Regions from separate parts of the Homo sapiens genome. Here all the other regions are linked to region 2. Evidence: chromatin loops called from intact Hi-C (ENCODE). Cell type or tissue: psoas muscle. All regions are shown on one strand. Region 1 has its middle 17 kb from the start of SLC28A3-AS1. Region 2 overlaps QNG1 (Q-nucleotide N-glycosylase 1). Region 3 overlaps SLC28A3 (solute carrier family 28 member 3).

The links. A loop is a pair of places that touch in the nucleus more often than their neighbours do. Peaks named below come from ENCODE experiments on the same cell type or tissue, not always from the same donor. Only the 100,000 strongest peaks of a DNase experiment are listed, where the experiment ranks them.
Region 1: it touches region 2 in a loop (9-fold over the local background); 103 of 110 quality-filtered maps call a loop at or near these places.
Region 3: it touches region 2 in a loop (9-fold over the local background); 74 of 110 quality-filtered maps call a loop at or near these places.

Annotation. Positions count from the first base shown.
Region 1 is chr9:84,257,564-84,265,563 of GRCh38, forward strand. No RefSeq gene overlaps it. Among named protein-coding and RNA genes, the nearest start is that of SLC28A3-AS1, 17 kb to the right of the region's middle. RefSeq lists a silencer at 3,650-3,709. In psoas muscle, a CTCF peak has its summit at 3,769 (motif pointing left); a DNase peak (open chromatin) is centred at 3,768; H3K4me3 peaks cover 303 bases.
Region 2 is chr9:83,934,665-83,942,664 of GRCh38, forward strand. It overlaps QNG1 (Q-nucleotide N-glycosylase 1), which reads right to left. Exons shown (of 4, transcript NM_032307.5): 4 at 3,647-5,079. The coding sequence ends at 4,847. Among named protein-coding and RNA genes, the nearest start is that of KIF27, 17 kb to the left of the region's middle. In psoas muscle, a CTCF peak has its summit at 3,400 (motif pointing right); no DNase peak of the experiment used is centred here; H3K27ac peaks cover 1,976 bases.
Region 3 is chr9:84,311,084-84,319,083 of GRCh38, forward strand. SLC28A3 (solute carrier family 28 member 3) reads right to left here. Exons shown (of 18, transcript NM_001199633.2): 2 at 2,276-2,371. Among named protein-coding and RNA genes, the nearest start is that of SLC28A3, 26 kb to the right of the region's middle. In psoas muscle, a CTCF peak has its summit at 4,363 (motif pointing left); no DNase peak of the experiment used is centred here.

The DNA of each region.
Region 1 (8,000 bases), 320 kb after region 2:
CCCCTTCACCTCCCAAAGTGCTGGGATTGTAAGCATGAGCCACTGGGCCCAGTTAACATTTTCTAATTTTCTGATATTGAAAAGAGATTGCTTTCGTGATCACGAAAGATTCATTAAAAAAATATTTTTTAAAAGAAAAAAACCCAAAAAACAGGAAATACCTTTCCAGGCAGCAATAATGAAAAAGAGCCTTGAGGCGAGGTCAGCCCAGCTGCTAACAAAAGACGTGTGAACACCTCCTGCCAGGCCTAGGACTTACTAGGAAGACCCCAGCAGAGACCATAATTCCATAGCGTTGTAGCCCCACTTTTTTTCATTTTGAGGCGCAGGTGAACAATTTAAGATTTGTCACAATGTAATTGAATGTGCAGAGTGACTTCCCACTGATAGTGATTGCTGAAAAAGAGTAGGGGAGGGGATTGGGAGGGCGGTGCAGGTTTTCTGCTCAGGCCGATGCTGAGTCCTGGGTGGGAAGCACGGAGCAGGCCTCTTCTACGCGGGGTCTTGATAGCTCTGCTGATGACCGGGTAAACCCCATGGGGCCAGATTTTATCAGTGATGTATTTTCTTCACTGAGAAGAATATCATGTAAGAGGCAAATAAACGTCACACAGTTTTTGCAGACCCACCCAAACATAAAATGACATTTGTATGCTGAAATAATAACCAGAAATTTCTATGCTCTAACCAATGAGTCCTTTCTCCCAGGCAGATTAGAGACACTGGAGGATGAATCTGAATATTCAAATGAATGTCCACCCTGGTGTGTAGCAAGGGGGGAAGGGGCAGAACTGGCCAGGGGCTTCTCTGATCACGTTTTGATGATAAATGCAGGATAACGAAGAAATGAAAAGCAAAGAGAAGAACTAGAGGGGGAAAGAAGGCTCACTGCACAGTAACTTCAACCGTGATCGGCCGGGTCACATCTGCCCTGCGGGAGGGAGGTGAAAAGGCGGAGGGTACACTCTGTTCCTTAGTGAAATCGCTTAGGCACAAATCAGATCAGCTGGCCTGTCTGGCTGAGACCCAGGACCTAGAGGGACCAAATTGGCAGACCTGCTTTCCAATATGTAGGTAATCACATTATCATCATTGCTTGGGGTAAGACGGATGGTTTTTACAGAATAGCCCTGATTGTGAAAGGCTGTTTGTGGGTGTGTTTGGCAGAATATTTTATACCCTCAAGATGTGCAGTTTAAATTAGATGGTGAGAAAAACCTAAATGCATAAAAAATAGGACTATTAAGAGAGAAAACTGACGTTTGGCTCTTGTGAGGCTGTTTAACATCACATGCTCTAGGATCTCAATATCGATGTTCAGTATTGTCCATCTCAGCAGCAGGGTGATGTTAGATAACACGTTTGAACTGCTTTTTACCACTCTACTAAGTTTTTTTTTTTTTTTTTTTTTTTTTTGAGACAGTTTCACTCTTGTTGCCCAGGTTGGAGTGCAGTGGGGTGATCTTGGCTCACTGCAACCTCCGCCTCCCAGATTCAAGCGATTCTCCTGCCTCAGCCTCCCGAGTAGCTGGGATTACAGGCGCCTGCCACCATGCCTGGCTAATTTTTTGTATTGTTAGTAGAGATGGGGTTTCACCATGGTGGCCAGGCTGGTCTCGAACTCCTGACCTTGTGATCCACTTGCCTTGGCCTCCCAAAGTGCTGGGATTACAGGCATGAGCCACCGCACCTGGCCTCTATTAAGATATAAAGCTGTTAAATGGATTACCTTGAAAGACATGATTTTTGTACATTAAATATGGTCAAATAGCAGTAATTTCATATGATTTGATCTAATAATTGACCTTTCCTTTAGAAGAGCTTAGATGTGGGTTGAGAGACAGAAGAGTAGCTTATCAACAGACATAAAATTATTAAGAACTAGAATTAAGAGGCCTTTCTTTGAAGTCAGTAACACAAAGATTTGTTCATGCTCCTTAAGGTTTTTCCTTGACTGACTCCATGTGGGTGAATCTTTTTCTCTAGATGAAGCACACCGTCCAATGTTTAAGCCACAAGGGAAAATGAACCCAGTTACTATTTAATACATGCAACTCAGATTTATCCCAAAATATGATGATCTACCTTGACCCGCCACCTTTTTCCAAGAGTTGACACTGTAAGTTTTCTAGAAAAAACTCCACTCTCGCATGACCAAGATTTGTGTGTGTGATCAACATTTAGAAGAACGTGCTAAAGAAGACACTGAAGACAATTCCCAAACAAGAGTTAATATCTGAGCTGCGGCAGCATCCTTGCCACAAAAACGCAGCTCCCCAAGCAACACAGGGCTCACTTAGATGTGTAAGCTCTGGTTGTGTTTCTTTTAAAATCAGTCGCATTACTTTATAGTCACATCTTGTGAGAGAGGGCTCAGGGTCTCCAGCATCCCTGGAGAGGCATCTTCTTCCTTCTGCTTGAATTTTCCTCAATCTTCTATCCCGTTTGAATGGCTGTGACCTGTTAGGGATTTTATTTGATTTTTAGGGCTTTACTATTGTATTCATCTTGATGCTCCTCAGATAGTGTTTGTCCTAATCATTGTTTCTAGTACAAAGCCAAGTTGAACTGCTGGAATTATGGAGCAAAATACTGAACTGATATTTTCTTCCTTGTTATTGGCTTGCTGTTCTACAGGCTAAAGGAAAGTCATGACTTTCCAGGCACAGTTAAATAAATGGTCATAGTTAGTCCAAACTATCTTGAGAGATGACCAAAGTTTGGGTCTCAGTTCTGACCTAACTTGCTGTGTCATATTTGGCAAATTTATTAACCTCTGGCAACACCAGTTTCTTTCTTAAGAAAATGAAAGATTGAAATAGATAATCTCCCAGTTATTGTCTGATTCTAAAATAATACAAGTCTATATAAAACCTTGTATAAAGTTAGGCTGTTATTTAAATTATTGTATCATCCTTTAGACATTCACTTTTATGGAGAGGAAAAGAGAGAAGGTAGCTCAGAAATAGGTTGGTAGGAAAATTCAGGTTTTAAAAATGGTTGGTGGCATTTGAGTTGTATAGAAATAATTTAGATTTGAGTATTTTTTGAACATATAGTCTTTTTTTTTTTTTTTAAAGACAGGGTCTTACTGTGTCACCCAGGCTGGAGAGCAGTGGTGAGATCATGGCTCACTGCAGCCTAAACCTCCTAGGCTCAAGTGATCTTCCTGCACCAGCCTCCGGAGTCACTAGGACTATAGGCACATGCCACCATGCCCAGCTATTTTTTTTATTTTTTGTAGAGACGAGGTCTCACTGTGTTGCCCAGGCTGGTCTCAAACTCCTGGGCTCAAGTGATCCTCCTGTCTTGGCCTCCCAAAGTGCTGAGATTATAGGCATGAACCACTGTGCCTGGCTAGATATATTCATCTTTGTAGGAAAACATTATAATAGGAGAGCTCCAGGAATTCTGGAGGATTGCTTCTGACACCCAAAGCTTCTCACTTTTTTTAGTACATTTGAAAATTGGAATTCATGCAAAAAGAGTTAGTCATTTATATTGGAATAAGTTCACGGTCACCTTGAAGTTTCTTTTTGTACATGGAGGATGACGTGCCTGTTTTACTGTCTTGTCTAAGAGCTGAGCAATTAGGCAGAAGAATGGCATTTACGGAATTTTTGGCATTAGATTTCGGGCTGATATTGATTGGAATATTTCAAGTTGTCATCTTGAGCTTCAGGCGTCAATCAGTGCCCTAGCCTGGGCGGGAACAAGGAGATTGCTCCAGGAAGTTTGGGCTTGAGCATGCTCGCTGGTGACATCCTGCCACCTTGTGGCCAGCTCTGGACTTCAGCATTAGGCCTCGTCCCCTAAGTGGCCAGGCTGCTTTCCGCTGTGCCCAAGCTGCAAAAGCAATCTGTGACAATCATTTCCAGGCTTCTGGATTGACAGCACGATTCTATGGGTTCTATTCATTATTTATAGATTCTTCTATTGATCATAAAATATTTGTGTTGCACCCCTGTCCCAAAGGAGTTTCCATATTCCTTTTATTCTTTAAGAGCGCTCGCGTAGCTGATAGGACAGCAGAAATGGAAAAAGGTTAAGTGTTGGAAATGTCAATCTTGATTCTGCTCTGAAATTGATTCTTGCTTCAGGCAAGCCCCAGATCTGGATCCCAGGTTCTTCCTGGTTCTGCAGATTAAACTACTCATCCCTGGGAAGAGCACTGAACCCATCCTCCACTAATGGAGCATTTTACTAGTGTGATCGCATTTCACACCGTCTGTCTGTGGTAGACATTTTTGTCTTCATTTTGTAAGTTTACTGAGGTTCCGAGACACTGAGTAACTTGTCCAAGGCCACACAGGTGATAAACAGTAGAACTGAGACCCAAACCTAAGTAACCTGACACACTCTTAACCCCTTTGCCCTGTGTCTGTGAAATGAAGTAAAAACACCTTACTACACACACACGGCAGGTGTAAGATCAAAGGAGATAAAAATGCAAATGAAAGCATTTCATAATGAAAAATATCTATCCACATGTTGGTTGACTTTTAAAATGCCCATTATTACTATTGTTATGCATGCTGTCGAGATTATTGTTAATGGCAGGCCAAAATTTTCTGTTTCATAAGTGGAAGAGTGAGTCCTCAGAGGGAAATATTCAAAATTGATTAAAAGGTTATTTGCAGTTGCTATTAATGATGTTCTCTAATCCTCTCATTTTCCCATTTGCTGCCCAGTTTCGAATGAAGCTGATCCTAATTAGAGATTCCATTTGTAGGAAAAATAACTTGTGTGTGCATTCAGTATGTAAATTAAAAGTGGCTTTTAGTAGTTAGGGAGATAATAACTAAACCAGTGTGATAAACTTCTGAGATTTTCGCCTGTGGCTGCCCAGGTGAATTGAGCAGTTAATTTAGATTAAAGATGAGAAAAGATGCTCAGCCATTCTTACTGGGGGATAAAGAGGACTTCATTTTGTGTTCTGTTCGGGTGGGACTAGAATTATTCGGAATGACTGGCTATCCTGAAGATATCCACGCACCCCTCTACTTCACCGATGTAGGTACAGTATTTGCATCATGAAAATAGGTAATGCTTAAGGTAAAACAAACAAACAAAAATTAGCGTAGACTTCTTTTTCTCAAAGCCAGTGTTGGGTTATAGGAAAGAATATATTAGCAAAACCTAGTCATAAGTTATAAAGGAACCATGTTGGATGCAAAGTGTGTAATTGTCTGCCATAGGTGGTGCAAATTCACCACTCATTCCCCACACAGTATGTTCATACGTCATCCCTTTAACAGGTTAAGGCAAGGAAGAGAACCAGGTTTGACCAGCGAATCTTTGTGGCAGGATCCTCCTTGAAATGCCCTAGAATCGATGGAGCAAATATGAGGATCTATATCAGCAAGCATCTCACTTAAGTGCTTAAATTTGCTGAAAATGTATCCCGTGGCTTCAGGGATGCCTGTCACTGCCTCTGGGTTGGGATCCATTCTGGTTTCCTTTATGAGACATAAATTGCTGATGCTTGCCACTTTGTATTCACAGTTGAGGTGCATGAATCCTAAGTTAAATATTTATATTTTTTGTTTCCTATGCCTTATGTATCTGAGTTTTGTTCATATCTACCTGTATTTTATATTTAGAAATATGCAGACAGTAGAAGTAAAATATCACACATTGAGTTTCTCCTCCTCCTACATGCATGTGCGTGCAAAGACACATGCTTTTATTTTTATTTATTTATTTTTTTGAGACAGAGTCTCACTCTCTTGCCTAGACTGGAGTGCAGTGGCAGGATCTCAGCTCATTCCAACCTCCACCTTCTGGGTTCAAGTGATTCTCCTGCCTCAGCCTCCTGAGTAGCTGGGATTACAGGCGCCCGCCACCATGCCCAGCTAATTATTGTATTTTTGGTAGAGAAGAGTTTTCACTATGTTGGCCAGGCTGGTCTCGAACTCCCAACCTCAGGTGATTTGCCCGCCTCGGCCTCCCAAAGTGCTGGGATTACAGGCATGAGCCACCGTGCCTAGCCTACATGGCTTTTAATACGTTTAAAATAACCTAGAAAATTTAAATGTAAGTAACATTGAATGTATTAAAGGAGAAAATAAGCCAAAAATGGAAAAGTTGAATGGGGTACCCTTTGTGGAAGGGAGGACATGGCTATTCTATCCTTTTCTCGTTGGTGATGCTGGTACTGGAGCTGGTGGTAGACAACACTGATGTGGGTTGATTCTATAACAATTTGGCTTCTTAAGCCACTTTCTTATCCTCCCACCAGTTACCTGTGTAAGTCACTGCCTAGCTAGTGTTTGCAAGGGATGAAGAAAGAAAGAATTCAATTTAGTGTAGCACATGAACAGCTACACGGGGCGATTTCAAATCATCTTCACTTTGATTCTCCTGACCTATACTGAAGAACATCACGAAACACGTTGTTTCTACTATAAGGAAGTAGTTTCAGTTGTTGTTAATTACATTAAATGATAGATGCCCTCTTTATAAAAATTCAGAATAAATTTGTTTGTTTTTAACATCAGGAATAGTAGTATTTCTTTTGAGAAATTTAAAAAATAAGCATATGATCCCAAGAGCTGTGTTCTTAAAAGTTTTAAGCCACGTCAACCACTAGAAGGCTTGAATCTAAATTTGCGACTCATTAATAGCAAATATATATGGTTTTTATGGTATATATTTTTGTGTTGTTTATTTCTTACTCTATTATATGTTGCCATTTTCTTTTTTTGTCTCACTTGCATTAGTAGTGAGGATTAAGCTTGGCTGTGGGGAATGGAAAACACAAAATACCAGTAGCTTAAATAAGAGAGAAGCTTCTTTTTCTCTCTGAGTAGGTGGTCCAAGTTTAGAATGGCAGCTCCAGAATTATTAGGAACCCAGACCTCTTATGTGTTGCACTGCCGTCCTCAACACCCAGCTTTCAACTCATGGTACAAGATGGGCTGCTGTGGCTCCAGCTATCATGTCCAACATCCAGCCAGCAGGAAGGAGAATGGGAGAGAAGAGGGACACAATTAAACCTTCTTTTAAGGGATGCTCTCTAGAAGTTGCGCATGCAACTGACATTTACATCCCATTGACCAGACCTTAGTCACCTGAGTACACCTAGCTATGAGAACAGCTGGGAAAGGTGGGCAACCATGTATTTTGGCTGAAAATGAGCAGTCTCAATACTGCAGAGGAAATGGAGATGGGCTATTAGGAGACAAGTAGCAGGCTGTGCTACATCAATTTGTAATTCAGATTATTTTATGGGTCTTTGCAAATCACTTTAAGTTCTGTCCACACTGGGGAAAGGGTGGTTATAAGTAAATGAATGAATAAATAAGTTTAAATTCCTTAGGAGGAGGATGGATCCTGTTACTCCTTCTGTTTAACGTGAGTCTGCAGAATCTCAGAACAGGCTCTCTGATGCAATGGAATTATTTAACAGTTTCTGTAGATCACAATTTGAGATGCCCAGATCACTTGCTCTCCAAAAAGACACTAGCGGTGAGCTTGAGCTACTTTCTTTATCTCTGAAAGTGCCAGTGAGCTTGAGCTACTTTCTTTAGCTCTGAAACTCTAATGAGCAATATACATCCACCTGAGCTGAATCTGCAGGTGAAGATAAACTTTCCTTGGTTTGAAGTACATTTTTGTCAATATAATATTTTAACACTGCCTCTCTCATCTAATCAGGCTGGCAGTCATGTAAGTCTTTGACTTAAAAAGGGGGAAAATGATTTCTTTTTTCTTTTTTTTTTTGAGATGGAGTTTCCCTCTTGTTGCCCAGGCTGGAGTGCAATGGTGCTATCTCGGCTCACTGCAATCTTTGCCTCCTGGGTTCAAGCGATTCTCCTGCCTCAGCCTCCCAAGTACCTGGGATTACAGGCATGCGCCACCACACCCGGCTAATTTTGTATTTTTAGTAGAGATGGAGTTTCTCCACGTTGGTCAGGTTGGTCTCGAACTCCCAACCTCAGGTGATCCGCCTGCCCCAGCCTCCCAAAGTGCTGGGATTACAGGCTTGAGCCACCGTG
Region 2 (8,000 bases):
TGGGATTACAGATGTGCATCACCATGCTCAGCCCAATTCCTCATTCTTTGTCTCTCTATTAGAACTCTTTGTCCACCTAAAACCAGCATGACACAGAGATAAATATTTCCTGTTTGGCAACTGACTGAGACTTCTGATTGCAAAACAATCCCACATGTAAGTCCTCCACCTGTAACTTGTATACTCCTCTCTATAAAAGTCTAAGGCAAAACCACCCTGCCAAGAGACTCTGATCTTTGGATTTGGAGTGCTTTTCCTATTGTAATAGCCTGAATAGATCAATTCCCTTACTTGTTTAGGTTTTGTATTTGACTATAGCACCCACCAAAAAGCTGGAAATTTTAAACTAAAGCAAAAAACAGCACACCTCGAGAAAGACGGGTCACAGAGTTGCAAGGAAAAGGAAGGTCTAGTTGCCTCAAAGCTGATCCCCTAGGTCATATACAGTCATTAAATCCGCATCTGGGGCAGACTGGGGTGCCAGCCTGACTAAGCCATTATCCATTCAGCTTCAGGGGAGGGGACACTGTGAGGAAGCTCAATACATGATTTCTGAATTGAATGAAACAAAATCTATTAATTTGCCTTGGTGCTAATTAGGGAGAAGTTTAAGGTTGATAAAGGAAAAAAAGCAGCCCCTGATAAAAAGCTGGCCTGGCACCCACAGCTATACCAGTTAGTCTTCTGTTGGACATAATCACTTTCCTAGCCTTCTTGGCAGTTAGTTGTGGTCACGTGACTAAATCCTAGTAAGATGAAACCAAAGTGGAATGTGGTGGCTACCAAAGCCTTTCTTGTCAACCCTTTGTTTTTTTCTTTCTTTCTTTCTTTTTTTTTTTTTTTAGAGACTGGATCAGAAAGGTTACTCAGAGACCATGATAAAGTAAGACTAAATAAGGCCACTTCAGAATTTTGCCTAACCACAGAAAAATACAAGGGCATCGTGCCGTACAAAGTACCCAAACATCCTATCTCCACTAAAATGAGTGACTGCTGACTTCTTTACCAATGACAGCTTTATCCTTACTCTTGTCTGCCCTCCCTATAGAAAAAATTTGAGGCAGTCAATGGTAGAGCAGCCAATAGTATAACTGATCCTGCTTTCTGAGAGTATCCAATCTCAACAGAACAGTTTCCTTAGACCCTGCCCCAAATAATCCTCCTACTGAGTCACCCCATGCTACAAGTAATAAATCTAACCTGTTTACTTTGGTTGGAAAGCATTGACAAGGTGCCTTGGCTAAACAACTTGAGTTCATAGAGTGAGGCAAATCATTAGGAGGCCTCTGAAGAAAAATAATTGAAATTTGTTTACAAAACAAAATATTTTATAACTGATGGCAAATCAAAGGCTACTAAAGGAAACTGAGTCACCAAAGAATTAGAAAAGACTTCTCTGAATGGAGGACTGTGCCAGGGAGTTTCAGGAGGCTGTGCACATTTTCATTACCTTTAAAAGGGTGTGCAGAATGAATCAACACAACTGAAAACACTTTCAGAACTTAATTCTACATTCCATTCTCTTCTGGAACGTCAGGAGCTAGCCCCATGTTAATTATGTTCCCCCAGACTACCCTGAAATCCAAGAGGGATGTTATCTCCACACAAATCCCCAAAAACCAAAAATGTTAGAACTAGAACACTACCATTTTGCAATCCCTAATGAAATAATAGATCTGAAAAATAATCATCCATGGCTGTTAAAGCCATTAGGCAAAATGTTATTTTAATGCTCTTAGTCTGTATCAGGTAAGAAAACTATAAAATCCACTTAATGGGTGGCAAAAACTTCTTGCTGTTTCCCAGTATCCACCCATACTTTTTTTTTTTCTCGAGACTGGGTCTCACTCTGTTGCCCAGGTTGAAGTGCAGTGGTGATCATTGCTCACTGCAGCCTCGACCTCCTGGGCTCAAGCGATCATCCCGCCTTTGGCTTCCCAAAGTGCTGGGATTATAGGAATGAGCCATTGTGCCCAGGCCCATCCATACTCTCTACACAGTTTAGCTGGTATCCAATGCCCATAATACATGCCACTTTCCTAGCCTTCTTGGCAGTTAGTTGTGGTCACGTGACTAAATTCTAGTAAGATGAAACCAAAATGGAATGTGGTGGCTACTAGAGCCTTTCTTGTCAACTCTTTTTGTTTCTTCCTTATTTTTTTTTAAGAGACTGGATCTCGCTACATTGCCCAGGCTGGACATGAACTCCTACGTTCAAGGGATCCTCCTACCTCAGTTCCTCCCCACCACACAGTGGCTGGGACCATAGGAGCGAGCCACTGCACCTGGCTTCAACCCTTTCTTTCTACTCTTCTTTATTGCTTCAATCCTGCTGGCTAGATTAGAATGCAGGCATCCAGGATTGATTCCAGGTTATGCTCAGTGGCAGAAGAGAAAAGGCAGCTGGGTCTGGGAAACCATGGCTCACAGCTGTAAACGCGGTGCTTTGGAAGGCCAGTGGCAGGAGGACTGCTTGAGCCTAGGAGTTCGAGACCAACCTGAGCAACATAGTGAGACCCCATCTCTACAAAAAATTTAAATTAGCCAGATATAGTGGCATGCGCCTGTGGTCCCAGCACTTTGGGAGGATTGCTTGAGCCCAGGAGTTCAAGGTTACAATGAGCTATGATCTCACGACTGTGCTCCAGCCTGGGTGACAGTGAGACCATCTCTAAAAAAATAAAAAATAAAAAATAAAAAAAAAGAGAGTGGAGAAGGAGAAGAAAAAGAGGGGGGAGGGGAAAGAAGGGAAGAAGAAGGAGGAGGGCAGAGAAGCAAAGGGGAGGAGAAGAGGGAAAGGGGGAAGGGAAGACAGGAAGTGCCAGAAGGGTGGCAGGAGCAGAGGCCCAGAGATTACACTGGAAACTGTTATGATGCTTTCTGGTACAAGTTACAGAAAACTAATTCAAGATGCTGGAAATAATAAGGTAATGTGTTTATTATCTCAAGTATGAAGTCCATGGATAGGATGGGCTCAGGCATGGAAAGTATAGCTGGGCTCTAGCTCCACAAAATGGCTACCTGCATGATAGCAGGTATCATGCTAAAAGCATTGCTCAGAGGAAGAAAAGGGAACTTTGTCCTATATCTCTTTCTTAAAAGTGAAGAATCCTTTTCTAGAAGCTTCCCAGCAGACTTGTCATCCAGTGTCACTGTCCAGAACTAGATTATATACCCATTATCAAAGCAATCACAGGCAAGGAGAGTAAAGTGACCAGGAATAGTAAACCATTCATACAAGATCTACCTCCAGAACTGGGGATGGGATCACCATCCCCTGAGTCATACAGGACAGGGATAGACACAGGACCACTCCTATGGTTGTGCAAGTTGTGTAGTGCACAACTCCAGGAGGCCTCACTCACAGTCATTTGTAAGGTTATTATGACAAATTTCCAGCAGATGGCAGTAAAGTGCTTGGGAAAAGGGCATCTTTTTCTGACTTTTCTGAAGTCACAGCAAGCAGACAAGGTAGATACCTAACAAAATCAAGATTCTGTTAGAAGGAATGTGGCGGGGGTGGTGGGAAATGAGTACTTGACAGGTAATGAGAGTTCTGCAGCAGAAGGTAAATAATCTAACTTACAGTAAACCTTTTAAAATTATATATAGTAAATTCTATTTTAATGAAATAATCCATTCCAGGTTTAAGAAAAATTTTGAATATTTTTATTGAATTCCAATATAGTTACTCTGAAAAAACAAATTAGACAGATATCCTAAATTGAAAATCATGATGTACAAAACCCACTGTCATTACCAATAAAAAGTTTAAAATAAAGTGTCAAGATTGATTTTTACAAGAACAGCATTCATATATCAAAAACCTCTCTCTTTTTTATACCAAATGATTAAGGTATACTGAAAATTACACACCTCAAGAAAATATATCAGTAGATGAAATATTATCACTGAAGATTAGTCACATAAGGCATGATTAGTTTTGGGAAATTTAAATAAAATATTAAAGTTCCTTCACGATTTCCGTCAACTACATGTCCACAGGGGGGAAAAAAAAAAAACATAAGTCAAAACTAAACAGGCAGACAAATGATAAAGTTGGGAATACATAGCGATGTCAGGAATTTTTTTTTTTTGAGACAAGGTCTCCATCTGTTGCCCAGGATAGAATGCAGTGGCGTGACTGTGGCTCACTGCAGCCTCAAACCCCTGGGCTCAAGCAATCCACCCTCCTCAGCCTCAGCCTACCGCGTATTTGGGATTACAGAGCGTGCCACCATGCTAGGCTAATTTTTAAATTTTTGTAGAGATGGGGGTCTCCCTATGTTGCCTAGGCTGGTCTTGAACTCCTCGCCTCAAGCAATCCTCCTGCCTTGGCCTCCCAAAGTGCTAAGATTATACATATGAGCCACCACATCTGGCCTAGGAAGTTTTGTTGTTGTTGTTGTTGTTGTTGTTGTTTTTTGAGACAAAGTTTCACTCTTGTTGCTGAGGCTGGAGTGCAATGGCCTAATCTCGCCTCACTGCAACCTCCACCTTCTGAGTTCAAGCGATTCTCTTGCCTCAGCCTCCCAAGTAACTGGGATTACAGGCACGTGCCACCACGCCCAGCTAATTTTGTATTTTTAGTAGAGATGGGGTTTCACCATGTTGGCCAGGTGGTCTCAAACTCCTGACCTCAGATGATCCACCCGCCTCAGCCTCCCACAGTGCTGGGATTACAGGCATAAACCACTGTGCCCGGCCTAGGAAGTATTTTTCAAGTGAGAATGGGCAATCAATTTCCTATAACCTCGATCATGTTCTCTAAATATCAAAGCAAAACTGTACAGATGATATGATATAAAACGCAGGGGGTTTTCTTTGGATCAGTTTACACTTGAGGTCAATAATATATGCAACGTATGCGATGAAACGGAATTCCTTTCATATCTTCCCTATGGTCATGGGCATAGTCCCATAAGTAATAATCCAGAAGAATGGAATTGATCTCTCCATTAGGTTTTTCACCCTTTTGTTCAATAAGCTCCAGAAGACAATCCCGGATCAGCTCAACACACCAAAGCGAGCACCCTCTGATTTCCACCTCTTGCCTGTCTCCATATGAGAGCATTTCTCCTGCAAGGGGGAAAAGCAGTAAGAAAAATTAATAGTCAATGATACATAATCTACTTGAACTTTCCTGTAGAACAAAACAGAGTATTTAAATGGTACTCATTTTAAAACTGTAAATCTCAGACGTTATTTTTGGTAATTTAAATCATTTCAAAACTTTCGCACTGATTTTAAATTACAAGTTAAATTCCACAAAGACAGGGGCCATATCTGGCTTGTCTCAATATTCCCAGGAGCTAGCATAGCACCTTGCACATACTAGCTCCCCAATAAATATTTGATAAATGAGTAAGTGGTAACCATAAATTTAAAACTATGACTGCTAGTTATTAAAAAGATGGAATTTAAAATTGGGTTTGATACCAGAAATAAAATTATTGTAGGCTGGGTGCAGTGCCTCACCTCTGTAATGCTAGCAATTTGGGAGGCTGAGGTAGGAGGATTACTTGAGCTCAGGAGTTCAAGACCAGCCTGGGCAACATGACAAAACCCTGTCTCTACAAAACATACAAAAATTAGCCAGGCATGGTGGTATGTGCCTGTAGTCCCAACTACTCAGGAGTAGTAGTCCCAGCATGGTAGTATTGCCTGTAGTCCCAGCTACTCGGGAGGTTGAGGTGGGAGGGTCGCTTGAGTCCAGAAGACAGAGGTTGCAGTGAGCCGAGATCACGCCATTGCACTCCAGTCTAGGCAACAGAACCAACCGTATCTCCAAAATAAATAAATATTTATTTTGGGAATATCTGATCCTGCAAGGTAGGCACTGGCTGTGTCTTACCACTGAGACTAGAGTAGGACTCATGGACCCATGTCTATATGCAGCAGCCAGATGCAAACTGTAGTGAGCGAGGTAGTGTACATAGTACTATGCAAAGGTACTGTGTGTTTCCATATTTTTCTTATGAGAGAAGTCAGGAAGTTTGATTTTTATGTGAAATCTCCTAATTTTCAAGTGTTGGAAACTAATTAAAAATTGCTAGGCCATTTTTCAGGCCAAACCTAACACAACTGCAAGCTGTATTTGGCCTCTGGCCACCAAACTGCACCCATGCACAAAGTCTCACAGTACCCAGGATATCTTGTGACCTTAAGTAGTGTTACTTATGCCCCCTCCATCCAACTCTCCCATGGGCTTAGGCACTGGTCAGTGGAACAGGTGGGGAAACAGTGATTAACCAGGTTCCTCCATTTCCTTACTTTGCCCCAGGTGCTAGCATAGAAGCCCATACCTTCCTCTTCAGTTTTGCTGTTAATCATTTCCTCCAAATTTGACTATCAACTTGCTAAAACTGCCAAATCAGCCAACAGAGTGGCCACGGAGGCAGACGCTCCCACCCGAGTAGAGCTATCAGGTAAGACACTGCTCCACTTGGCGGCTGGACTGTAACCTTGAGGCAGAGGTACAAAGTTAAGCAGCACTCAGGTTCCTGACCCAGGATCATAAATGTCTGTTGTTTTAACCACTAAATTTTAGCGTAATTTGTTACACAGCAATAGATAATAGTAGTGGGTTGAACTGTGGCTCATAAAAAGATACATTCAAGTCATAACACCTGGTACCTGTGACTTTGACTTTGTTTGGAAATAGGGACTTTGCAGATGTAATCAGGTGAAGAGGTCATACTGGATTAGGATCAACCTTAAATCCAATGAAGGAAAGGTGAGACCCCTTCTCTACAAAAAATGGAAAAAGTAGCCAGGCATGGTGGTATGCACCTCTAGTAGCCCCAGCTACTCAGGAGGCTGGGGCTGAGAAGGGAGGATCGCTTGAGCCCAGGAGTTTGAAGCTGCAGTGAGTTATGATCATGCCACTGCACTCCAGCCTTGGTGACAGAGTAAGACCCTGTTTCTAAACAAAAAAGAAAGCAAGCAAGAAAAGAAGAGGATACAGGTCGGGTGCAGTGGCTCATGCCTGTAATCTCAGCACTTTGGGAGGCCAAGGCGGGTGGATCACCTGAGGTTAGGAATTCGAGAGCAGCCTGGCCAACATGGTAAAACCTTGTCTCTACCAAAAATACAAAAATTAGCCAGGCATGGTGGTGGGCACCTGTAATCCCAGCTATCCAGGAGGCTGAGGCAGGAGAATCACTTGAACCCGGGAGAAGGAGGTTGCAGTGAGCTGAGATGGCGCCATTGCACTGGGCGACAAGAACAAAACTCCGTCTCAAAAAAAAAAAAGAAGAAAAGAGGATACAAAGAGACAGGAGACACAAGGATAAGAAGGCCATGATTGGTGTGATGCAGCTACAAACCAAGGAATGTCAAGGACTGCTGGAGCCACAAGGTACTGGAAAGAGGCAAGGTAGAATTATTCCCAAGAGCCTTTAGAGGAAGGATGGTCCTGCCAACATCTTGATTTCAGACTTCCAGTCTCCAGAACTGTGACACAATACATTTCTGTTCCTTGAAGCCATCTAGTTTGTGGTAATTTGTTATGTCAGCCCTAGGAAACTAATGTAATAACTAATGCAGCAACTTACAGTATGGGATAGAACATGGACTTCAGACAGAAAAAGACATTTAAGTGGACTGACATAGATTAGAGTCAGGGAAGGTAATATGGCCCAGGTATTTGGTCTAAAAACTGGCCCTGGAATCACAGTGAAAAGCTAACTTTAGTTAAATTGCATTGTTAGTCTTTATAATTGGCCAAGTACTACGTCTTTGGTGAAGAGATGGGTTAAAGACAGTGGACAGAAATCTAAGTGGCACTTCCAAGGGTTGTCCCTGAGATACCCAGATGAGGGGAGAAGGGAAAGAATATAAATGTAGCAAATCCTCAAGTTTGGAAGTACCATTGGAAGCCAGTTAAGGAAGGTCCTACCTCACCTGGTCAAATTAAGCTGGTCCTAGATTTCACTTAAGGTAGTTTTTAAAAATGAGTACACTATACTTATGTTTGTTACATTACATTTACAGTTTGT
Region 3 (8,000 bases), 380 kb after region 2:
GTTTACTCTTTGGAGGTCACTTCCTCACACCCTGCCCACTTCTCTACCCACTGTGATTGTGCTTCTGCTGAATGCATCCTGCCAATGTCACCCAAGGCCCATTGCTATCAAATCCAGTAGCTACTCCTCAGCCTTCATATCCTCATTTATAATTGAAAAATATCTAAATTTTTGTTTTTATGAAAAAAATATTTTAAAAATATTTTTAAAAGAGCAGTTTTAAGTTCACAGCAAAATGGAGCTGAAACTATAGAGATTTTTCATGTATTGTCTACCCACCCTCACCTTCCCCACTATCAAATGAACCCAGAGAAGTACATTTGTTACAACTGAGGAGCCTACATGGACACATCACCATCACCCAAAGTCTGCAGTGAGACTCTCTTGGTCTTGTACATTCTATGGGTTTGGACGCATGTATGATGGCATGTATCCACCATTGTAGTATCAGGCATACTAGTTTCATGGCCCTAAAAATCTTCTTATGGCCAGGCGTGGTCACTCATGCCTGTAATCCCAGCACTTTGGGAGGCCAAGGCAGGCGGATCACAAGGTCAGGAGATCAAGACCATCCTGGCCAACATGGTGAAACCCCGTCTCTACTAAAAATACAAAAAAAAAAATTAGCTGGGCACAGTGACGGGTGCCGGTAATCCCAACTACACGGGAGGCTGAGGCAGGAGAATCACCTGAACCCGGGAGGTGGAGACTGCAGTGAGCTGAGATTGTGCCACTGCACTCCAGCCTGCTGACAGAGCGAGATTCCATCTCAAAAAAACAAAAAACCCCACACTTCTTATTTGTCCCTACCACCCCCTGATGCCTTGAAAGCACTATTTACTGTCTCCATAGTTTTGCATTTTCCAGAATGTCGTATAGTTGGGATCGCACAATAGGTAGCCATTTTAGATTGGCTTCTTTTACCCAGTAATGTACATTTAAGGCTCCTTCATGTCTTTTCATGGCTTGATAGTTCATTTCTTTTTAGCGCTGAAAGACACTGCATGTCTGAATGTACCACAGTTTATTTATTCATTCACCTACTGAAGGACATTTTGGTTACTTCCAAGTGTTGGCAATTACAAATAAAGCTGCTCTAAACATCCATGTGTAGGTTTTTATGTGGACATAAGTATTGTTTTCTTTTTTGTTTGTTGAAGAATACTTAGTGAACATTTTTTACAATCAATTAAGCAAAATAGACAGTTACCAAACACTGTACTATGCATGGTATGATTCCAATACAGATGACATATGCATGTGGGTGTATGTTTGCATTAAAAAAGGCTGTGTTCCAAAATGTTAGGCACTGACTTTTTTTCTTGAATTATAAGCCTTTTTTGGTTTTCCAAATTTTGCTACAATAAGTTTTCCAAATTGTCTACTTTAAAAAAAAGTGATTCTTTTACCACGAGAAAACTCCTCACAAAATGACACACTAGTGGGCACCCCAAATTCCTTTTTTTTTTTTTTTTTTGAGAATCTCGCTCTGTCGCCCAGGCTGGAGTACAGTGGTGCCATCTCGGCTCACTGCAACCTCTACCTCCTGGGTTCAAGTGATTCTCCTGCCTCAGCCTCCAGAGTAGCTGGGATTACAGGCACACGCCACCACGCCCAGCTAATTTTTGTATTTTTAGTAGAGATGGGTTTTCACCATGTTGGCCAGGCTGGTCTTGAACTCCTGACCTCAAGTGATCCGCCCACCTCAGCCTCCCAAAGTGCTGGGATTACAGGCATAAGCCACCGTGCCCGGCCCTGAATTACCTTTTAAGGGGTGACCTACATGGGTAATTTGTTCACCTTTTTGGCAACAGGAAGCCATCTTTAAATAAACTCCTGTCCAGAATTCAACATGTAAGTGAAATTAAGCAAGAGTCCCTCGGACTGGTATAAAGCTACTAAGGAATGCGAGTGCATGATGGACCCAGATTCAGAACCATAGTAGAGGGTTCCTCTTGTTTCTGTCATTTACGTTAAAGCTCAGATGCTTTTGTCTAAGCCAATGCCTTTTTCCTTGAGATGGAGCTTGGAACTCCTAATAGTGAAGTGATGCTTCCCATCAGGGAACTCTGAGGACAGGTGGATAAAAACAAAATCTCTTTGTTTGGGCGTGTGTGTTTTCTTTACGACTATGCCCCCACACACTTTAATTACCACTTAATCTGTTCCTCTGCGTGCCAGTGGGGCGCCATGCTTTCTGTGCCCACTGTTCTCAGGTGCCTGTTGCGCAGCGGCTGCCATGGTACTAGAGTCATGCACCACAGTCTTGCTGTACCTGTTTGGTGTTTGTGTGCTCCCTGCTTTGCACAGCTCTGCTTCTTATTGAGTTGTTTCCTGATGTGTTCTCGTTCTCAAGAAAGTTTTCTTCATTCTAAGAAAAAAGTGCAGATTGAAAAAATAAAAAGTTACAGCCAAAAGACAGATGTTCTTTCATGAAAAATACCTAGAGGAATTTGGAGGATGAGACAAACAAAGATTAGGTGTTCAGATGAAGCATCCGATTCAACAAACAGCTGACAAATCCTGGGCTTGTAAAGAAACAGATGATCGGCTGGGCACAGTGGTTCGTACCTGTAATCCCAGCATGATGGGAGGCCGAAGTGGGAGGGGAGACCAGCCTGGGCAAAATCCTGTGTCTACTAAAAATATAAAAATTAGCTGGGCGTGGTGTTGTGCACCTATAATCCCAGCTACTTGGGAGGCTGAGGTAGGAGAATTGCTTGAGCCCCAGAGGCAGATCATGCCACTGCACTCCAGCCTGGGAGACACAGCAAGACTCTACCTGAAAAAAAAAAAAAAGAAAAGAAAAGAAAGTAAAGAAAAGAAACATATGACTTTTGCTTTGTTTTGTTCTGATACAAAAGTGGTCCAGGGGAAGAGAGGAATGAGGACAATTGCCCTCATCTCGGCCTGATAACTTTCCAATAGGCAGAGCTGGGACCAGGGGCAGGTTTCCACTCTCCTTTCTATCACATCACACTGATTTTCAACTTATAAAATGAACTAAAACGTGGTAAACCATAGGCTGAATAGCCTTATTCTTAGATGTTAGATTTACGAAATGTTGAAATGGGTTTTTTTTGGTTTAAAGCAATCTCTGGCAGTAATGGTCATAAGAAAAATGCCCTTTTTTGTGTGTGTGTGAGGCTGTCTTGATTTTACTTTAAGGAACTGAACGAGATTTGCTCTTATAGGGCCGTCCGGACCCCTCAGCTGCTGTTTCCAGAAGTGACAAACACTGGACCTGTCTCCTGTCTCTTTTATCTTTTTTGAGGTATCTAATATTTCTCCCATCTCATTTCAACTTGCCGTTTTCTAGAGTGAGGTAATGGATAAATGGTGTCAGGAAATGCCTTCTGTTAGCCCAACGACTATGACTGCATCTTCAAAGACCAAGTGTATGACTCTAATTTTAACTTAGATCTCTGACTGGCCCCAGGAATCCAGCAAATATTGCAATTCCAAGTTGTATTGCATTTTCTACTTACTGAAACACAAGAATGAATAAACATGAAAAAAAAGTTACAGTACAAGATTCATGCATCAAAGTATTGTGCCATACTTCCTTTTTTGTTACAGTTGCTTATATCCTACAGTTCTTTGCATATAGCAGACACTAACAATGTTTTGAATTAATGACCCACAGTAATTTTAATGTTGCATTAGCACAGCAATGTAGTACCCTTGGGTTCTTGGTATAAAAATACAGCATGGGCTGGGTGTGGTGGCTGACGCCCGTAATCCCAGCACTTTGGGAGGCCAAGGTGGGCGGATCACGAGGTCAGGAGATTGAGACCATCCTGGCTAACATGGTGAAACCCCGTCTCTACTAAAAATACAAACATTAGCTGGGCGTGGTGGCAGGTGCTTGTAATCCCAACTACTTGGGAGGCTGAGGCAGGAGAATTGCTTGAACCTGGGAGGCAGAGGTTGCAGTGAGCTGAGATCACACCACTCTGCACTCCAGCCTGGGCGACAGAGCGAGACTCAGTCTCAAAAAACAAACAAACAAACAGCATGAAAAGAAAAAATATACATAGTATGGGAAGATGACAGAATGTTGCTAATTGCTGAAGTTGGCTGACAGGTACCCGGAGAATCATTTTATTATTCTCCTACTTTGGTGGATGCTAAAATGTTCCTTAATACTAAGTTAAAAATAAAACCAAACATGAATTGGTGGAGTAACAGAACACAGGTCACTGAGGGGCTAGTCCTTAGGGTCCCTACTGAGCAGGCCACATTCTCTCAAGCCTTAACTCCCTCATTCATACAACACAGTTTGGATTTGGGGTTCTTGCGGATCCTTACGGAATCCTGACATTTTCTAATTCTATTAGGAGATTCAGCTTCTTGACGTTGATTCCTCCTGCCACCTGGTGGCAGGATCTGAAAACTACTGGTGGAACACGGGTGGATCCTACGTTTTTAAAGTTAATGAAAGTGGAAGGTGTGTGTGTTGAGGGATAGAGTGGGCACTCCTTTAAGTGGCAACAAGAGCACGTGTGGTTTTGTTCTCCACTGTGTAATAGTCTTATTTGGCCCCCAACAGAGTATACGCCTTGGCCTTTTAGTATTTTCTGGAAGAACAATATCTCCCACTTGAGGATTTCCAACAGAATTAGTGGGGTTATTGTGGATATTGACTGGTACCTGGAAAATGACCATTAAGACAACTGTCTTTCTTCTTCTTTTTAAATTAGAGTCGTGGGGCTGTGATATGGGGCCCCAGATAATGTCTTAGCTCAATGTTTCTTTCCATTTATTTAGCAACTCACATTACTAAATACCTTTGCACACTTAACGCCCTACAACCACGACTGCGTTCTCATGGTAAAATCTATCCCTCTGTTGAATGTGTAAGAAAGGTGAGGGAATTGCATTGTGAGTATGTCTAGGCCGTTTACAGCTTACACATTTAATTTCTCTAGTTAGTTTTAGTTGTTAGGTGTGCTAAAAGATGAGGGTCCTGATTGAGCCCCCTTTGAAGGGACAGCCTAGTAACCAGGAGTACATTGTGCCTGGGGTTTGTTTCCCACCATTTCTTTGATCTTGCACTTTCTATGTGGCTATTAGAGGGAGGCAGAGATGGACAGAGGCATTTTTATTTTCTTCCTTTCATTCACTTTCTAAACCATATAATAACTTCTAGAACACTGGAAATTTCTAAAATGACTCCCCTATTTGTGGTATCCCTTTTCAAAGAATGTTAGCTGACACATGGTCACCTAGGAAAAAGATTACATATCCAAGCTTCCCTTGCAACTAAGTTCTGGCAACGAAATGAAAGTAGAAAGGGTGCCCTGTTGGGGGCAGCTCGGGGAATGTTCCGCCAGGGATGGCTGGCAGGTGCACTTGTTCCTTTTTGTCATTTCCTCTGTCTTGCTGCCCAGTGTGAGGATGGTTCCAACTGGACCATGGATACAAGGCCCACATCCTTGTGATGTCAGGGTGCTGAGTTGGGAGGAACTTGGGTCCCTGGAAGCCTTGAGCAGGAGGCTCACCCCGGCTCTGTACCATCCACCTCAACTTTATTGGGATGAAACTAACTTTTCTCTTGTTACTTTTGGTTTTTGCTTTTATTTTGCACCAAATGATACAGTATTTAGTAGGCAGGAGACACTGTGTAAAACTCTTGTCTGGGCGTGGTGGCTTATGCCTGTAATCCCAGCACATTGGGAGGCCAAGGCGGGCGGATGATGAGGTCAGGTGTTCGAGACCAGCCTGGCCAATATGGTAACACCTCGTCTCTACTAAAAATACAAAAGTTAGCTGGGCGTGGTGGCGGGCACCTGTAGTCCCAGCTACTTGGGAGGCTGAGGCAGAAGAATCGCTTGAACCAGGGAAGTGGAGGTTGCAATGAGCCAAGATCGTACCAGTGCACTCCAGCCCGGGCGACAGAGCAAGACTCCGTCTCAAAACAACAACAACAACAACAACAACAACAACTCCAAGAGGCCTATGAGGTGGGTACCATGATCCACATTTTCACAGATGAGGAAACTGAGGCAAAGATAAGTAAATCACTTGACTTGGGTTGTGTAGCCAGAAATGGCTGGGGTAGAATCTCAGCCCAGACTGTCCCTCCCCAGACCATCTTGTGCCTATAGAGGAGTGATTCTTTGGGCCTGGTGAAGATCAAAAGACACAGTAGTGTGCCTAGGAATTAAATTCCGTTTGGAAATTAGAACTTAGAAAGCCTGATTTGAACTCCAGATATTAAAAGACAAAGGTATAAATTATAGAAGTGTTGAAAGTTCCAGAGAAGCTTGTGGCCACTTTTAGCTACACCTAGGCTCTGTGGTCATTTCTCAAGCCACAATAGTGGTCTTCCTGCCCTGTACGCTGGTTTTAAGTGGAATATATCCTTTGAGTAACATGGGTGGGGACTCCTGCCTCTGTGGACATGTCTTGTCATCATGGCTGGTTTGACATTCTTCAGCCTCTCCCTGGCACTGTGCTGTAATCACACAGCCTGGCTTCCATTTCTCAGTTCTTGTGGTGGGGGTTTTTCTGCTGCAGAGGTACCACCACTGTGCTAGGAGAGCCTTTCTTCACTATAGAATTTGCTCTGGCCTGGTTGCCAGAGCAAATTGCATGAGTGGTCTTGCACTCATTCAGTGGTCTTGCTTCTTGTGGGAATGGAGGCAGTACCTACCTAACAAAGTTGGGTGGCTCCATCCAGTGGCACACATAGTAAGTGCTCATTGACTATTAAGTTAATTTCATGGTTTAGTTTGCTTCTCGCTTGTTCTGGGGCATTTACAGTCGTGTTGTCCTCTGTATTTGAAATTAGACTTATCAAAATCAACATCTGTTTGGTGAATCTGATCTCTCAAAATTGTTTGGGATCATACCCCACTTCAACTCTTTTTTTACTCTTACCATCTACCAATGTCAAATGTTTTAAGGCCCTTTCTCTAAATGTTATTCTTCGACTGCATGGATTTTGCCTAGGAATGATTGCATTTTCAAAGACTGTATTTTAGAAGTCCTTGATCGTTATCTATTGGTCTTGACTCACTTGGTTCATGTAACTTTCTGGCTCAAGTCTCGGGTGTGCATAATCCTTAGTGTGAGTTAATGGGCACTAGCTAGACCATTCCCCAGAGATGTTCTTGTTTTACCTGCCTGCCTGTGTGGGTTTAGAGGCCAGGTAAGGAGCAGCAGTACCTGTGGCAAGAGACCCAGTGGGCAGCCTGGGGCTCACTGTTACCTTTCAATGCTGAGGGATCTTTGGATTGGGTGCAAGAAGTCAAGTCTCTGTATGCTGCTGTGAGTGGCTGTAACACTAGCAATGTCTATGGCTTCAGAACACTGTTAACATTCTTCCCTTGGGAACTTTGTGAGCCAGGAGGCAGAGGAAACCCATATGTATGGGAATGTCAGGGAAAGGGGAAAGAGAGGGAGTGCTGTACCCGAAGGAGAAAACTTAAAGGAAGGTTTATAATAAGAGTTTTAAGAAAGTTTAAACATGTGAGTCCTCATAGAATATGGTTTCCAGGCCGGGCGTGGTGACTCACCCCTGTAATCCCAGCACTTTGGAAGGCTGAGGAGGTTGGATCGCCTGAGGTCAGGAGTTTGAGATCAGCCTGACCAATATGATGAAACCCCATCTCTACTAAAAATACAAAAATTAGCCGGGCGTGGTGGCCTGTGCCTGTAATCCCAGCTACTCGGGAGGGTGAGACAGGAGAATCTCTTGAATCTGGGAGGCGGAGGTTGCAGTGAGCTGAGATTGTGCCATTGCACTCCAGCCTGGGCAACAAAAGTGAAACCCTGTCTCAGAAAAAAAAAAAAGAAAAAGGAATATGGTTTCCATGAGCTTTCTTGAAGAAACTGCTAGAGGAAGAAGCCATACAAATGATAAACGGAGAAATTATGAAAAAAAGAGAGTTAGTACATTTTGAATCTATTTGATAATAAAATCTAAGATGATTCCAGGGATTATGATTCTAGAACAAATTATAAACATTATGTCCTCTGCCAAAGTAGAAAAA